Regions from separate parts of the Homo sapiens genome. Here region 2 is linked to region 1. The links are chromatin contacts, found by Hi-C in ENCODE. All regions are on one chromosome and are shown on one strand. Each heading gives the region's core, a stretch centred on a gene start or an enhancer-like site at or near the end of the contact. The rest is flanking DNA. Distances are from core to core; before and after follow the strand shown. Region 1 holds the start of LHFPL6 (LHFPL tetraspan subfamily member 6). Region 2 holds the start of SUPT20H (SPT20 homolog, SAGA complex component).

Region 1 (5,466 bases), core at 1,644-4,143:
TATAAAACTGATCTCTCATTTAAAATAGTTAACATTTATTTAGAAATAGAGTTTAAGATTGGGCAAGAGTAAATTTTGCATCCACCAAAGTGTATTAGAGGTTCATGATAACAATGTTGAATCAAAAACCTTTTCCACTTTTCTGTGAAATCTTTACCTTTAAAGACCCGAGGATTCCATGAAGACAAAGATAATCTAATTGTCTATTGTTTAACATAACGAACAAGAAGCTATAAAATCCAAACTGTCGCCCCTACTACACCTCAAACAACCTAGATGTTACTGTTTCACATAGGTGGCACTTAGCAGGCCAGTGATGTATATGTACAGAAATTAAGAACTCTTGAAGTTGTAAAGCAGCAATTCTGACAATAATCTTGACTTTGGCAACCTATCATCAAAGCCATTCCAAATCTATTTCTCTTATGCATTCCAGGTGTCATTTATAATAATCTCAGTAGACAACTGAAACATAACTTTTAATACTGCTTTGGGATTCCAGTAAACAACTCAAGCTCAGCAAGTCACTTACCCCCAAGAAACTGAATTCCTCCAGCCACTCTTCCCACTGTCCTGGAGATGAGGTCGGAAACACAGCAACCCATGAGGGCAGTGAGCGCCACCAGGAGGAGGAGGCCACAACCCAGGCCGGTCACTATGGTGCAGATCCTCCATTCTGCGCTGGGGATGCCCTGGAAGGAGGCATAGCGCCCACATTCCTCCACCATCACCATCATCTGCCGACTCTCATCATGCACAGGATATGAGCACCTCCGGAAGGTACCGAAGGACACAGGCTTGCCCAGCTGTGATCCCCAGAGCCAGTAAGGCATAAAGAACCCCACGCAGGAGGTGGCAGCACAAAGAAAAGACAGCAAAGCCCAGATTACTCCAGTACAAGTCAGGCTGGATGCCATCTTTCACCAGATAGGGCAATGAGGACCCCAAGTAAGTGTTCAGGGACTGCAGGAGTGAATGAAGGTGTGAAATCACCAGGGACCCACAGATAATCCACAGTTCCGTAATGCAGAATGGATCTTCAGTCTTACTGGGCATCAACTTTCCATCCTCTGCACTAAAGATGATGGTCCCTGGTAAAACAACAGGAAACATTAAAAATTAAAGGCATTAAAAGAAGTGATAACACTGTTTCAGCTAGTCTACAATTTTCAATTAATAAACATTGAGACTTGCCTCAACACTTTAAAAGTGGGAAGAACTAATTCTCTCTATGAGCTTCATAACTCGATTTTTGTCAAACCAGCTCAAAGCTTTTTCATGTCTTTATCTTCCGTAAATATTTCCAAATTAACTCTGACAGCTATTTACTTAAAGAAACGCCCGATTTTTATTTGACAGGCCAATGAATTCATTCTATATATTATATACTCACATTAAAAGTAATGTAGCACTTTCACTGGGCAATAAACAATTAAAATAAAATGAACCATGCCATGATTTCCATTTTTTGGCTTGCAAGTTCATGCTCATAGTTTGTTGCAACTTTTCTATGTCCCTTTAAGGGTGCATTAACTCTCTGCATGAGCCAAACAAACTAATTAGGATAATTTTTCACAATTGCAGAGTACCATAAATTTAACAAGCATTATGGTCTGCGGAGGCACCCACAGTACAGAACTATTACCAGACACTCTTTGTACTCATTCAGCAGCATTTCAGAATTTCTTTAGTCTTAACATCTTCTAGTGTAAAAGAATGCCTGTGTATGACTTATTTTGAGTCTGCAGTTTTGATTCATTGATTCCAACAGTTCTATTGCAATCATTTCTCCCACTGAATGATTGTCTAATTTGAACAGCAATCCATACTTCCCAGTATGCTACATCAAACCCCAGTCATCCAAATGGTTCCAGGGGCATCTACTTCCACCCCAGCCTTTCAAAAAGAGTTCCTTAACCATTTCTCACACTTTCCATAAAGAAATGAATACAGAAGCACAGAGCCCATCCACCCTAGAATTCCACCCCCAGGACCCCTAACTCCAGCTTTCAGGGTCCATAGCAAATTTCCCCCTTTCTTCACCTCGCCCCTACCCGTTTTTTTCTCTAACCACCGCCCATTTTCAGTTCTGGATGTCACTCAAACGGGAGGTCGGCTACTACTTTTTTTTCTAATCTTGTCAACTGCAGTCAGGGCTGAAGTTGATCTATCTGGGCCACGAGGCTGGGGAAGACCAGCAGGGGGTGGCCTGCGGGCAGGGGGCCCCCATCTCCAACTGCGGTGAGGCGCCCTCGCCAAGACAAGCCCATATTTAGCCCCCTGCCATTGCCTCACCGAGCCACTCCACCCATGGAGACACACAATGATCCCTCCATTCTAAAAGGGGGCAAGAGGCATTTTCCAGCCGGCTCTGGACGAAGGGAGGGGATAAGGATGGGAAGGCAGCACCCCCCGGAGGCAGACGCCAAGAGCGGACGCGGCTGGCAGGCAGAGCCGACGGATCCGCCGAGCTCAGGAAGTCCGGAGCCCGGGAGCAGCCCAACTCCGGCTCCGGGGCAGAGAGGGAGCCCGGGAGAAAGCAGCGGAGCCCACGCCCACGGGGCAGCCGAGTGATTTACTTACATGGCTGGCGGGCGGCGGCCACCTTCCCTCCCGCGTCCCGGGCGCACACACAACTTGCTGTCTTTCTCGGGCGGGAACATCCACGGGAAACCGGACCGTCCTGCCCTTCTTTGCCTCTGTCCCTAACAGCCGCAGAACCCCGGGGCCCGACCTGGAAGAGCAGGGGTTGGCAGGAGGCGGAGGGTCTCCAGAAGCGGGCTGGCACCAGCGGAGACCCCCACTCCCGGCGAGTCCGCGGCGGCAGCTCTGGCGGAGCGCTGTGGGCGCGCGCGGGCGCCGGGGATCGCACGCAGAGGAGCGGATCTCCCTTTGGCAGGCGAGGCACGCACCGCCTCCTCCCCTCCGCTGCCCGGCCCTCCTCTTTCTCCAGTCCCCTCCCCTCGCGCCCCGGGGAACTCCGCGCAGACAGACCCAGGACGCACCGGGGACGTTCCTGGAGCGCCGGGAAGGGAGTGGGGGGGTGCCCCGCTGTCCGCGCGGGTCCAGGCCCACCCCCGGGGGCAGCTTTCGCGGCTCCTCCCCTAGCCCCGAGCCCCCTCGCGCCCCCTCTCCCTGCGTCTCATTCAAAGCTGAGTGGGGAAGGCAGACAGACCGAGAAGTATGGGAGAAAGTTGCTTGTCTTCCTGGGTGACCCCGAGGAGCCACGGAAGATGACACACTTTGCCTGTTGGGGCTTTTCTGGGTTTACTGTTCGGGTTTATGCTCCTGTTTTCCTGCCGCCGTTAAAAGAAGCCGTAGACGGGAAAGAGGGCCTTAAAGAGTGGGTAAAGTGGCCCCTTTGAGATTTGAGGAGGCTTTTGAGAAGTGGTCACTTTGGAAGGCGGTGAATGAGGCGGTTGTGGACGTGGGAATTAAAGCACAGCAGACAGCCCAAGGCTCATGTATGGCATGGGGGCAGCTGCCTTTCCAGACGAGCCAGGGAGAAGGCAGGGGCGGACCTCTAGCGAGCCTCTCCCAAGAGATACACTCTTTCAAAGGTCTCTCTCTCTCTCTCTTGCTGTTTCTCTGTCTCTCTCTCCCTCCCTCCCTCCCTTTCCCTTCACTTCCTCCCTCCCTTCTCCTCCATCCTGCCTCCTGATCAATTTTGCAATTTATTCCATCGTTTGATTTCTTTTCTGAGAAACAACTGATTTTTAGTTCCCCTCTGGACTTGAGGACTTTTTCCACTTGTCATTAGCACTAACCCCTTTAGAAGTTTAGAGCTAGATTCAGTAGATGACTGTGGGAGTCTCTGCTGAACACAGTATTTTAAGAAGTATGCCATCTGGGAACAGCAGTTTTTGAAGTAGACAGTTTCCCAGATATAGTTTTTGTGAGGTGTCTTTTTAGAGGAGTTGAAAGTAATAAATTGGTAGGTATATATTTCATAGCAGATTTTCAGACTGCACCATTTTAATTAGCCGTGATGGTGTACATTTTTCCCACAACGACAGCTGGAGATATGTGTTCTTTTATTATTATTTTGAAAGACCTTAAGTGATTGATTCCAAGCCTTTTGAGGTCACAGGTCTTTTAAAAAATACGATGAAACTGATAAGCCTTCCAGAAAAAAAAATGCGCGGACATATAAAGCTTTACCACAGCGATTCTGAAGAAGGAAAGGGATATTTGGCAAGGTCTGAAGATAATTTTGATTATCATAACCCATGAATGGGGAGTATTACTGGCATCTAGTTGGTAAAGACCCGAGATTCTGCTAAATACAGTGCACAGGACAGTCCCCAAAATTACCTGGGCCAAAATGTCAATCATTTGAATGAAATATCAGGTGGTTTCCCATTCCCTTAAAGCCCATCCATGAATCCCATATTCAGAATCCCCAATTTAAGTGTTTTTGTTTTTGGTGTTGTTGTTGAGTTTAAGTTGTTTTAACTCTTCTCTTACAAATCACCGGTTACTGGTTTCAGTGACAGCATAAGAATGATTGGTCTGACTTCCAGTTAGGTACCACACCCTTAGTTATTACACAGAGCCTTCATACCTATATAATATGATGGTGGAAGATATGATCATAAAAGACAAAAGAATAATAGTGAGAATCGGAGTCACCTCCGTACAACCTGCAGGGGAAATTGCTCTCAAACACTTTCTTAAGTGTGAGAAAGCTTAAGCGCAAGTGCTGGCTGGAGACATATTAATGATAATCATGGTTACTACAGATTGACTCCTTGCTGTGTGTTAGTACATTAAGGTCCCTTAATAGATTACTTATCCAGTCCTCAAAAAAGAAAAGAAAAATTATGAAGAAGGAATAATTATTATTTTACCGCAAGGATAAGAAGTAATTTGCCCAAAAATTTACAGCTAAAAAATGACTTTTAAAAAAATCTCATTATTTGCACTCTCTTAAGCAGAGTAAATGCTATCACAGAGATTCTGCCTAAAATGAAAAAAAAAATGACAGAAGAGGCCAAATTTTTAAAAATCTTTCAGGATGCAATATCAATTATTTGTGAAAGTATAATACTGGGACTCAAATTTCTAACTTAAATAAGTGAATTCAGACAAATGGTGATCTTCCCAAGCCCTAAGTTATCTCATTGTTAAAAAGAGATTGAAATAGGTTATTTTAATTTTTTTTAAGCTCACAACTTCCAGCATCATGGTTATATGGGTCCTCTTATCTTTGAGAAGGAATTTAGAGATCATCTAATCTTGTTCAAGTATGTAATTTTACAGCTGACAAAACAGAGGCTCGAAATTCTTCCAGTGTCTTACCCAAAGCTGAGGCTATAATCCACATATCTTGATTTCTCTTTCTAATTATCTTACTAAACTATAATATCTTCTGAATTACTCCTTATGTTCTTCCATGCACACTTTGTAAGCAAAATGCATTATAATTTATTTAAGCCCCTTTGCATTAAATTTGTACCTTTAAAG
Region 2 (5,791 bases), core at 53-2,552, 2.5 Mb before region 1:
GGAGGTTTAAGTTGAATTTAGGTGAACGTGAAAATTTTCTGACCACTGAATTTGAAGATGAAGATACACTATGTACTTTTCGGACAAAATGTGATGACTTTAAGATTTCTTGTCACTAAATTGGGGATGGGGGCTTACTAACTTTAAATTATTTAAGTACTTCAGACAAAAACTAATAACTTCATATCTCTCACAAAGCAAACATTCTGTCTATACACAGAATTTACTAGAACCTGTGAGGAAACTGTAATCATTATCATTTCCGTTTTACAGAATAAGGCAATCAGAACAACTGACTTTCCTAACATCACAGACCTAGATCAGAATTCAGAACTCTGTGTCCAATCTTAGGTCCCTTCCAATATTACAACCTGCAAACTAATCAAACCGGCATCTGTTTTTACATTTCTTTAAAAAAAGCAAAGCAATTAAAAAAAGGACCCAATTCTGCTCAGAGACGAATATGTATTTCTTAATTTGGATCTAACTTTATAACATGGTGATCAACCCAAGTACACTGTACTCGACTCCGAAAATCCTGCTCGTCACTTTATATTTTGAGTCCTACTAGAGACTTTGATGAATTGCACTCAAGAAGACGCGGCCCCCACTACGCAGTGGCTACGGGAGATGGCTTCCAGGGCAACTGTTCTCCAAGTTCATTTCTGAGCGCCGGGTAACCATGGCCAGTAATTAATCCAATTCTAAGCGTTGCTATCAATTCTACGCGTTGCTATCAATTCTACTGATTTCCCTGATCGACCAGAGTCTTCCCATTGCAGGAGCTTTTGTCACAACTTAGGCTTTACCTGTACAACCGTCATCTCCACAGAGGAGCGACAAGCCTTTATGCAATATGGACACCAAGAAAACCGCCTTCGAAGACACGCAAGGCAAAATTCTTGCCAGTGTCCGGAAATACCCGTCTCTGGAACCCAAAAGTCAAACTAAAATTAAAAGTTCGGCTTAGCAACACCGCGAAAGGCGATGTAGGCGTCCACCTGGAGTTTAGCTGCCTCAACCTCCGCCCCGGCCTGCCGGGTCTCTGGGGACCCCGTCTTCCTCCAGCGGGCTCTGGGATGCGGCCCGCTCACCTCTGACCCTGGCCGGATCTCGCGCGTCTAAGCCACCGCGTTGCCAGTCGCTGGCCACCCACCTACCGCCACCGCCCACCTGTGCGGGTCGCCTCGCCGCTAGGCCCCAAGACGGCGCCGCCTGCTCGGCAGCAAAGCCCACCCGCCCCGTCGGCGGCTCAGTGCTGCACCCCCACCAACAGCCAGTTCCGGCGGCCGCACTTCCGATTGGCAGGCTGGGCCGAGGGGCGGGGAAGGCGGGCGGAAGGGGAGGAGCCGGGAGGGCGGGGCCGCTGCCAGGAGCCTGGAGCGCTGCGTTCCGCGCAGGACGCCGGTGAGGCCCGCAGAGACTTGCGTCCGGGCGGGAGGCGGGGCCCAGGATCTCTGCTCAATCCTGGAGTCCGAGTCCGCAAAGTGGGAGGGAGGGTGTAGATGTGAATTTGGGGAAAAACGACCCTGTTGAATTTCTAGAGTGGAAGAAACATAGAACTAGCTTTTCTCTTTGCTTAGCACATACAAATGGAAAAACAGCGACACCGTTACCTACATTTACTAGTCCAATGCGTACAACCTTCTGTAGTATATCAACTGCCAATGAGTTTATGTTTTTAAAAAAACCACCCCAGAGAAGGGTTCTAAAAATTCAGAAACCGCATTACTAGCACACATTGTAAGGTCTGTTTTGTTTTGTTTGTTCGTTTGTTTTTCAGACAGAGTCTCGCTCTGTCGCCCAGGCTGGAGTGGAGTGGAGAAATCTCAGCTAACTGCAACCTTTGCCTCCTGGGTTCAAGCGATTCTCCCTGCCTCAGTCTCCGGAGTAGCTGGGATTATAGGCGTGCACCACCACACCCGGCTAATTTTTGTATTTTTAGTAGAGACTGTTTCACTATGTTGGGCAGGCTGCTCTTGAACTCCTCATCTCAAGTGATCCACCCGCCTTGGCCTCCCAAAGTGCTGGGATTACAGGCGTGAGCCATCATGCACGGCCTGGGGTGAATCTTTTTAATGAGCATTTATTATTTGCCGTTCACAATGCCAAGGGTCATAATGAATGAAAGTGTCTTGGAATTAGAGTTAGTGGTTGCACACATTATAAGTGTATTAAAGTACACTCCAAAATAAAATCCGAACACATTAAGTGGTTACTCCCATTCCTCCCTCTCTCAGCCCCTGGCAAATGCCAATCAGCTTTCAAACTGTGGTACCTATTACGGATATTTCATATAAATGGAATGTGTGACCTTTTGGTCTGTCTTCGTAGCATAATCTTTTGCAGGTTCACCTTGTACACCTTGTTGCATGTATCGGTACTTCATGTCTCTTTATGGCTACTATTCCACTGTACCTAGATGCCACAGTTTTACCTGTCCATCCACTGATGGACATTTGGGTTGTTTCCACTTTCGGGCTATTGTGAATAGCAATGATATGAACATTTGTATACAAGTATTTGTTCGAGTCCCTGTTTTCAATTCTTTTGGGTATAAACATAGTGGAACTTCTGGGTCTTATAGTAATTCTACGTGAAAATATTTGAGGAACCCATAAACAAATGTTTCTACAGCAGCTGAACCATTCATTTTACATACCAAGAGCATTGTCGGGGGATTCCAATTTCTCCACATCCTCACTAACACCATAATTTTCTATTCCTTTGATAGTAACCATCCCAAAGGGTATAAAGTGGTATTTTATTGTGGGTTTGATTTGCATTCCCTAATGGCTAGTTATCTTGAGCATCTTTTCATGCCCTTGTTAGCCATTTGTATATCTTCTTTGGAGAACTCTCTATTCAGGTATTTCCCCATTTTTAAATTGAGTTGTTTGTGTTTTTGTTGTTAGTTATGTGTAGTCATATATTCTGGATATTAGACCCTTATGAGATATATCATTGGTGGATACTTTCTCCCATTCTGTAGGTTGTCTTTTCACTTTCTTTGTAATATCCTTCAGTGTACAAACCTTTTTAATTTTGATGAAATCTAATTTATCTATTTTGTTACTTGTGCTTTTGGTGTCATCACCAAGAATCCATTGTGCAAGCACACTAGCTTTCATGTCTCTTCTTATGAGTAACTAATTCTATTGGATAAGGGCCCCACCTTTATGATCTTCTTAAACCTTAATTACCTCCTTATAGATCTTATCTCCAATACAGTGACATTGGGGTTTGGGGTTACATATATGAATTTTGTGGAGATATAATTTGGTCAACAGACTTCTGTACCCCTGCAATTCATGTCCTTATTGAATACAAAATACATTCATACCACTTCAACAGTCTCAAAAGCATCAACTCTAAAATCTGAAGTCCGAAGTCTCTTCTAAATATCACCTAAAACAGATAAGGGTGAGACTTGAGATATGATTCATCCTGATGCAAATTTTCTCCCCAGCTATGAAACTGTAAAACCAGGGAAGTTGTTTGCTTCCAAAATACAATGGCAGAACAGGCATAGAATAGGCATTCCAAACAAACAAACAAACAAAAATAGGAGCAAGAAAGGAAGGAAATAAAAGAAATAGGCAAAAAGGAAGGGATGACAGGTCCCAAGCAAGTCCAAAAATCTAGCAAGGCAAATTCTAGTAGATTTTAAGGCTCAAGAATAATCCATTTTGATTCAGTGCCCTGCCTTCCAGACCTACAAGGGTGGTGGCCCTGCCTTCTGGACCCTAGGTGGATGCTATACCTCTCCCCACACTCTGCCAGGCATGCTCTTCCAGGCAGAGTCTCATCCCAAAAGTTTTGCTAGGTAATGGCCTTGATAACATCTGAATTGCTTTGAGGTCATTCTCCCCTTTTCTTAAAGAATAGCACAAGTTTGGCCAGGTGCGGTGGCTCACGCCTGTACTCCCAACACTTTGGGAGGCCAAGGTGGGCAGATCACGAGGTCAGGAGTTTGAGACCAGCCTGGACAACATAGTGAAACCCCATCTCTACTAAATATACAAAAATTAGCCTGGCCTGGTGGTGCATGCCTATAATCTCAGCTACTTGGGAGGCTGAGGAAGGAGAATCACTTGAACCTGGGAGGTGAAAGTTGCAGTGAGCTGAGATCCCGCCATTGCACTCTAGCCTGGGCAATGGAGTGAGAATCTGTCTCAAAAAAAAAAAAAAAAAGGAATAGTACAAAGTTAGCAGCTGGATAGCTCTATTGTCCTGTCCTGTAGAATCTAGGACATGTAAAAGCCTTCTGTCATTTTTGTCTTGTCTGCATCCCCTTCAGTTGAAACAGGCAGTGTTTCTGCTCATATAATCTCATCATTTATTTATCAAATGATAGTCTAACCATACCTTTGGTGTTTTCTTTAGAATGTACTTTCTCATTTTCTGCAACATGACAGGCAGATAATTTTCCAAATATTTGAGTCTTGGTTCCTTTTTGCTTAATAATTTCTTCTTTCATTCATCTCTTCTTGCATTTTACTATAAGCATTCAGGAAGATCCAGGTCGCACTTTCAGCATTTTGCTTAAAAATCTCAGTTAAATATTCAATTTTATCATTCACAAATTCTGTCTGCCAGAAAACACTAGAAAACAAGTCAGCCAAGTTATTTGCTACTTTATAACAAGGACTGCCTTTCTTCTGTCTTCCAGTGACCCATTCTTCATTTCCATCTGAGACCTCACAAGAATGGCCTTTAACAAACATATATTTACCAAAATTGTGTTCATGATTATGTTTTCTCTAAGAAGATGGAGGCTTTCTCTTCAACTGTATTTCTGAGTTCTTACCAGAATTGCCTTTAACATCCATATTTCTAGCATGGAAATCTAGGCTTTTTCTAGCATGCACCTCAGAATTCTTTCAGCCTCTACCCATTACCTAGTTCCAAAACCACTTTCACATGTTTAGGTTTTATTAAAGCAACATGCAACTTCTTGGTAGCAAAATCTATCTTAGTTTGCTCAAGCCGCCATAACAAAATACCATAAACTGAATGGCCTAAGCGACAGAAATTTATTTCTCATAGTTCTAGAGGCTGTGCAGTCCAAGATCAAGGTGCTTGCCAATTTGGTTTCTGGTGAGGGCTCTTTTACTGGCGAGTAGATAGCCACCTTCTTTCTGCATTCTCATATGATAAAGGAAGCGGGAGAAGGAAAGGGAAACAGACAGAGAAACACACAGAGAAAGATATCTGGTCGTTTTTGTTGTTTTTTTTTTTTATAAAGATACTAATCTATAGCATCAGAACTCCACTCTTGTGATCAATTTAACCTCAGTTACCTTCTTATATAGGTCCCATCTCCAAATACAGTGACACTGGGGGTTTGAGCTTCAATATGTGAATTTTGAGGGGACATATTTAGTTCTTAGCAAATGCTATTATAAATGAAATTGTTTTTAATTTTCCAGATTGGTGATTGCTGATGTATAGAAACACAATTGATTTTGGGGTATTCTCTTAGTCTATTTTCTGCTGCTGTAACAGAATACTACAGACTGGGTAACATATAATAAACAGAAGTTTATTGGCTCACGGTTCTGGATGCTGAAGATTCTAAGATTGAAGGGCTAGCATCTGGTGAGAGCCTACTTGGTATGTATGTTATCCCATGGTGGAAGGACAAAGAGAGGGCTAGAGAGCAAGGGATCAAACTTGAAGCCTCAAGTTCTTTTACAATTGGCATTAATCTATTCATGAGGGTGAGACCTCATGACCTAAACAACTTACATTAGGCCTTACCACCCAACATTGTTGCATTATGGGTTAA

Evidence for each region. Hi-C counts contacts between places; a loop is a spot of excess contacts on that map. Pooled maps may share reads with other maps.
Region 2: a pooled map shows a loop between it and region 1 (5-fold over the local background). The contact joins the promoter of SUPT20H here to the promoter of LHFPL6 in region 1. A Hi-C loop is called at or near these places in 5 of 50 pooled maps.

The regions. Positions count from the first base shown.
Region 1 is chr13:39,600,300-39,605,765 of GRCh38, forward strand. It overlaps LHFPL6 (LHFPL tetraspan subfamily member 6), which reads right to left and starts at 2,894. Exons shown (of 4, transcript NM_005780.3): 1 at 2,584-2,894; 2 at 533-1,091. The coding sequence starts at 917. It overlaps LOC112268119 (protein SPT2 homolog), which reads left to right and starts at 1,025. Exons shown (of 4, transcript XM_035861111.2): 1 at 1,025-1,094; 2 at 2,151-2,241; 3 at 2,345-3,343. The coding sequence starts at 1,025. RefSeq lists a silencer at 2,789-3,088.
Region 2 is chr13:37,058,386-37,064,176 of GRCh38, forward strand. SUPT20H (SPT20 homolog, SAGA complex component) reads right to left here and starts at 1,303. Exons shown (of 26, transcript NM_001014286.3): 1 at 1,174-1,303. RefSeq lists a silencer at 1,215-1,474.